Linked DNA regions of Homo sapiens: region 2 is linked to region 1. Evidence: chromatin contacts called from ENCODE Hi-C or POLR2A ChIA-PET data. All regions are on one chromosome and are shown on one strand. The core of a region is the stretch at or near the end of the contact, and the rest is flanking DNA. Distances in the headings are between cores, read along the strand shown.

Region 1 (3,239 bases), core at 553-3,052:
AAAATTAGCTGGGCGTGCTGGTGGGCACCTGTAGTCCCAGCTGTTCCGGAGGCTGAGGCAGGAGAATGGCCTGAACCTGGGAGGTGGAGCTTGCAGTGAGCTGAGATCACGCCACTGCACTCCAGCCTGGGAGACAGCGAGACTGTGTCTCAAAAAAAATAAAGTAAATAAATAAATAAATAAATAAATAAAACAAAACAAAAAAGAAGAGCTCACCAGAGCCAGCAGCCTGAAACAAAAGTGCTGGTGGAAAGGTTTATGGGGTGCCAGTTTAGTCAGTCACCCCTGTGTAGGACACCTATGGAAAACTGTAGGGGGCCCTTAGGAGAATCATCTCCGCAAGCCATTAAGTTCCCAGGCCAGAGGGCATGACCTGCTCTGCGGCTTTACACAGAATGCTCTGGGCTGACACACTCCCTTGAAGTGTTGGAACGTGACCAGACATCCTAGCTCCTTGTAAAACCGGCCCCCACCAGCTGCAGCCCGATAAGTTAAAGACTGTCTTAGCAGTTAGACATATGCTTTTAGCTTAAAGGAAATTCATATAACCGCCACTGCTCTACATCTTTCCAATGACGTACGCTCCCGCTCCTTCACCGTTTCATCCCAGCTGCTTCTTAGATCAAAAGATTGTGCTCAATAAATCGTCAGGCAACCAGAACTCTGGGCGTTTTGCAGCCTTCACTCTAGCAACTGGCCCCCTGGGCCTGCTTTAAAATCTTAACTTGTCTTTTCTCATTCCTTTGTCGCCACCGGACTTCAGGTACCCACGGGTAGTGTTGAGGCTGGACCCCACCATCTGGCGCCCAACGTGGTATCTCCAAAACAACCGGGTGAAGGAATGCAGGAGCGTCGAAAATGAAGGACCGACAGATGGAGAACTCCCAAGGACGAAAAGTTTTTTTTTAATTTTTACTTATTTATTTATTTATTTATTTTTGAGACGGAGTCTCGCTCTGTCACCCAGGCTGGAGTGCAGTGGCTCGATGTCGGCTCACTGCAAGCTCCGCCTCCCGGGTTCACGCCCTTCTCCTGCCTCAGCTCCCAAGTAGCTGGGACTACAGGCGCCCGCCTCCACGCCCGGCTAACTTTTTGTATTTTTAGTAGAGACGGGGTTTCACCATGTTAGCTATGATGGTCTTGATCTCCTGACCTCGTGATCCGCCCGCCTCGGCCTCCCAAAGTGCTGGGATTACAGGCGTGAGCCACCGCGCCGGCCAACGAAAAGACTTTTAAGCTCTGCAGGTAAGCGGGGCGCTCGGAGAATTCCAGGGTAACAACAGGAAATTGTGGGTCAGGCTGAGAGTAGACATAATAATTATTTGAGTTTGGTGCGGCAGTTATTGTGCCACTGTGGTTAAACGTGAGCACCCAAAATCTTCTGTCCCTGTTTCAGCTAATAGAACAATATTCTCCTTGGTTCCCGGAACACAGCTCCATGGATTTGAAAGACTGGGAAAAAATAAGGGCTGACTTCAAACAGGCACAAAAAGAGGGTCAAGAAATTCCTTTCTCCGCTTGGTCTGTGTGGGCGGCAGTGAAAACAGCACGTGAGCCTTTGCAGACTGAGGAGGAACCAGCATTTGGAAATGAAGGAGACGAGTTTGACGGTCAGGAGAGTGCACCATCTAGCTCCAGTTTAAAAAAGGCGGAGAATCAGGAGGTTATATATGCTAACCAAACACATATGAAAGAGACCGTCCAACCTACCGCACCCTCAGGGGAAGCTCCGGAATGGCCACCCGCGCCTAAGCCTTGTGAATTGCGGGCATGGAAGCCTGAGACGCGGTTCGCCGCGCCCATTGTTGCAAAACCTGCCGTTAATTACGGTAAAGGGATGATTCAGGCTCAGCCACCAGTTAATTAAAATTCAGGCTCGCCCTGCCGTTCATTACGGGGAAGGAGCAATTTCCCTTAAAAATGGATGACCCAGCGCCCTGTCTGGGTCGAACAGTGGCCGATCCCTAAGGAAAAATTGGGGGCGCTTTATGAAATAGTTAAAGAATTACTAGAAAAAGGACATGTTTCACACCCACTTTTTCTCCTTGGAATTCCCCAGTATTTGTAATTAAGAAAAAGTCCGGCAGATGGCGCATGCCGACCGATTTACTAGCGGTCAACGCTGTAATTCAACCGATGGGAGCTTTACAACCAGGGCTCCCATCCCCCATTATAATCCCTAAAGACTGGCCGCTTGTTATTATAGATTTAAAAGATTGCTTTTTTTTTTTTTTTTTTTTTTTTTTTTTTTTTACAATTCCTTTAGCAGAGGCAGATTTCGAAAAATTTGGCTTTACCATCCCTGCAGTTAATAATAAAGAACCTGCAGCCAGATATCATTGGAAGGTTTTACCTCGGGGTATGTTAAACAGTCTCACAATTTGTCAGACTTTTGTAGGCAGAACTATCCAGCCTGTTAGAGATCAATTTCCAGATGTGTGCAGCAAAAAATAGAGGCCAACTTATTCAATGTTATTCATCTTTGCAAAAGGCAATTACAAACGCTGGATTGCTTAAAGCATCTGACAAAATTCAAACAACCACTCCTTTTCAGTATTTGGGAATGCAAGTACAGGATAGAGCATTAAGCCTCAAAAGGTTCAAATTAGAAAAGCTTCTTTAAAAACCTTAAATGGGCGGGGGGGCAGTGGCTCACGCCTGTAATCCCAGCACTTTGGGAGGCTGAGGCGGGCGGATCACAAGGTCAGGAGATCGAGACCATCCTGGCTAACACAGTGAAACCCCGCCTCTACTAAAAATACAAAAAATTAGCCGGGCGTGGTGGCTGCGCGCCTGTAGTCCCAGCTACTCGGGAGGCTGAGGCGGGAGAATGGCGTGAACCCGGGAGGCGGAGCTTGCAGTGAGCCGAGATCAAGCCACTGCCCTCCAGCCTGGGGGACAGAGCAAGATTCCGTCTCAAAAACAAAAACAAAAACCAAATAAACCTTAAATGATTTTCAAAAATTGTTAGGCGATATTAATTGGATTCGGCCCACCTTAGGAATTCCTACTTATGCTATGTCTAATCTCTTCTCAATACTGAGGGGAGACTCCAGTTTACACAGTAAAAGAGAACTAACACCCGAGGCCATGAAAGAGTTAAGAGTAATTGAAGAAAAAATTCCGCAAGCCCAGGTCAGTAGGATTGACCCAGACTTGCCTTTACAATTCATTGTTTTCCCTACTTCACACTCCCCAACGGGGATTATTGTTCAAAATAATGATTTAGTTGAATAGTC
Region 2 (3,239 bases), core at 278-2,777, 310 kb after region 1:
CAAGACCATCCTGGCTAACACGGTGAAACCCCGTCTCTACTAAAAATACAAAAAAAAAAAAAAAAAAAAAATTACCCAGGCGTGGTGGCGGGCGCCTGTAGTAGTGCCAGCTACTCGGGAGGCTGAGGCAGAAGAATGGCGTGAACCCGCGAGGCGGAGCTTGCAGTGAGCCGAGATCGTGCCACTGCACTCCAGCCTGGGCGACAGAGCGAGGCTCCGTCTAAAAAAAAAAAATTAACAAGGGAAAAACAAATTTATTAACATGTGTACCTTATGTGTACATGGGAGATGCCAAGAGAAATGAGGTGGCTTATATAGCTTATATAACTCCTGCTTATATAGCACCTTCAACATATAGCAGCAAATTTTTGGAGAAGTGACAAGACGAAGGAAAAGGACATTGAGGCCGGGTGCGGTGGCTCACGCTTGTAATCCCAGCACTTTGGGAGGCCGAGGCGGGCGGATCACTTGAGGCCAGGAATTTGAGAACAGCCTGGCCAACGTGGTGAAACCCCGACTCTACCAAAAATACAAAAATTAGCCGGGCACAGTGGTGCACAGCTGTGATCCCAGCTACTTGGGAAGCTGAGGCACGAGAATCGCTTGAACCAGGGAAGCGGAGGACGCAGTGAGCAGAGATGGCGCTACTGCACTCTAGCTTTGGGGACAGAGCAAGACTCCGTCTCAAAAAAAAAGAAAAAAAAAAAAAAGACGTCTCCAGACAAGAGTCTAAAGGTGTCCCTGGTGATCAACCTTTGTCCTTCCTGGTAGAGAGGGGAGGAGGGCACCTTTGTACCTTTAGGTCCTGCTTTGAGGCAAATCAGGGAAGAACAGAGAGCTTTTCCGGTATCAGCTTCATTGATCTCAGCTCAAAATAATCCTACACCAAGGTCGCATATTTCAGAGGGGCATATGCTGGTCTCCTACGGGGGTCTCTCTTGGGGGTGATAAAAATACCCCGAAACTAGCAAGGGGTGATGGTTGTCCAACATGTGCATGTACTAATGTCACTGAATTGTGCATTTTTATTTTTTATTTATGTATTCTAGAACAATTCTTAACGTCCAAAGATAACGTCTTTCCTTAACGTCGAAAGATGCCTTGTTGTGATATTACAGCAGTCATTCCTGCTCACTACGGGCAGGCAGACAGTGCAGAAAAGGTGAAGCACAAAAACTAAAAAGGAAAATCTCTCCTTGAACCACTGCGAACAGGTTGGTGGTTTTGCTTGGAATATTTTTGGAGCGTGTGGGTAGTTGGTTAAACTTAGAAATATATTTTTTTGTGCGTGGGTAGTTGGCCAAACCGCCGTGGGGCAGAATGCAGCAAACTCCGAGGATGATCCAGGGTCTGCAGGCCTGGAGAGCACACACGTGTCGGCCCCACCTCTGCAAACTCTGTCCCTCCCCTACAGCGGACAAAAAGCCGGTCAGGGGGACAAAGGCCTGCGGCCGCGCCTGCGCGCAAGCCTTTGGGGCGCTCCCGGTACCCCGGCCTGGCCCCGCCCCCTGGCGCGGCGCGCCGACGTCGCGGTGACGTCACGGAGTTGCCATGGCGTCGCTGAGCGGCCTGGCGTCGGCGCTGGAGTCGTACAGGGGCCGGGACCGCCTGGTGAGGCAGGGGCGGACCGGGGCCGGAGGTCCTAGAGTTTGGCCCAAGCTCAGAGACTGGGAAACGGGCCAGAGAGGGGACGGGGTCGCCCAGGATACTCCGTCGCAGAGGCCCCGTCCGAGCTAGGCTCAAATGCGGTGCCCTAGCATTGGACATTTATGTATTTATTTATTTTGGCTGGAGTGCAGTGGTGCGATCTCTGCTCACTGCAGCCTCCGCTTCCCGGGTTCAAGCGATTCTCCTGCCTCAGCACTCCCGAGTAGCTGGGACTACAGGCGCCCGCCACCACTCCCTGCTATTTTTTTGTATTTTTAGTAGAGACGGAGTTTCATCGTGTTAGCCAGGATGGTCTCGATCTCCTGGCCTCAAGCGATCCACCTGCCTCGGCCTCCCAAAGTGCTGGGATTACAGGCGTGAGCCACCGCGTCTGGCCAGCGTTGGACATTTAGATAGTTTCTGCCAACCCAACCTGTCTGGACATTGACACACTGGCCAGATTCCCGTGTTTGGACGTTTTGGATCCGACCAGGCCACTGAAGTTGTCCTGAACAATCTCGTGTTGGGATTTGGGATGTTGCAGGGCTCCCCTGTGGCTGGACATTCACTTCCAACCAGATTCCCTATAGTTGGGCATTTAGGTTGTTTCAGCCAACCTAGACCAAAGAACACGCCATGGCCTGGGCCCTGCCATGCCTAAGCAGCGATGGGTTCCAACAAAACCCCAGTTGGTCATTTAGATCGTCTCTGCCAACCCAGCCTGGCTGGACGTTTACATACCAAACAGATTCCCATGTTTGGACATTTAGGATCTGACCGGGCCACTGTAGTTGGTCCCTGGGTTGTCCCAAACAATCTCATGTGGGGATTTAGGATATTGCAAGACTCTCCCTATGGCTGGACAGTTTTTAGTTCCAATCAAGTCCCATATGGTTGAACATTTAGGTTATGCCATCCATGCCCCTGAGTCTGGACTCTTAGCTTGTCCCCACCAGTCTCTTATAGGTAGACATTCAGGTTGTACCAGGCGGTGTACTGGTGGCTAGGCATTTAGATTCCATTCAAATATCTTATGATTGGGGGGGTGGGTTAACAAATCTCCCCCGAGTTGAACATTCAGATTGCAGTGTTTTGCCATTATAATGGGGCTGGAAAGGAATTACAAGTAAAAATAAATAAAACAACAGGAACAAGCAATTTCTGAAAAGCAGGTAAAATAAAGATATAAGGGAGGCCAGGCGTGGTGGCTCGCGCCTGTGATCCTAGCACTTTGGGAGGCTGAGCTGGGTGGATTGTCTGAGCTCAGGAGTTTGAGACCAGCCTGGGAAAAGTGATGAAACCTCGTCTCTACTAAAATACAAAAATTAGCCGGATGTGGTGGTGCGTGCCTGTAGTCCCAGCTACTTGGAAGGCTGAGGCGGGAGAATTGCTTGAACCTGGGATGCAGAGGTTGCAGTGAGCTCACACCTTTGCACTCGAGCCTGGGGAGCAGAGCAAGACTCTGTCTCCAAAAGAAAAAAGATCTGAGTAGTGAAGATGACCTATTTCAGAAGGCTCCACATCACCTACTGAGTAGGTTCTTTCTCTCTAAAGTAATTCTACCAAATTATCCTGTTGTTCACTGGGTTGAG

What was found. Hi-C counts contacts between places; a loop is a spot of excess contacts on that map. ChIA-PET counts read pairs that join two places held with the same protein, here RNA polymerase II (POLR2A). Pooled maps may share reads with other maps.
Region 2: a loop to region 1 is called in a pooled map, with 2.8 times the contacts of the local background. The contact joins the promoter of PEX11G here to the enhancer-like site in region 1. A Hi-C loop is called at or near these places in 2 of 37 single-sample maps with no recorded cell type and 7 of 50 pooled maps. POLR2A ChIA-PET finds 5 or more read pairs at or near these places in 2 of 52 experiments (HCT116 and PC-9).

The regions. Positions count from the first base shown.
Region 1 is chr19:7,798,606-7,801,844 of GRCh38, reverse strand. The region is part of intron 1 of LOC124904628 (a long non-coding RNA gene); the gene reads right to left. Among named protein-coding and RNA genes, the nearest start is that of EVI5L, 30 kb to the left of the region's middle. Within about 2 kb of position 1,802, at least 4 of the 41 ENCODE cell types and tissues checked have a DNase peak (open chromatin) inside an H3K27ac peak, as active enhancers do.
Region 2 is chr19:7,487,323-7,490,561 of GRCh38, reverse strand. It overlaps PEX11G (peroxisomal biogenesis factor 11 gamma), which reads left to right and starts at 1,527. Exons shown (of 5, transcript NM_080662.4): 1 at 1,527-1,611. The coding sequence starts at 1,552. RefSeq lists silencers at 1,341-1,670, 1,721-1,780.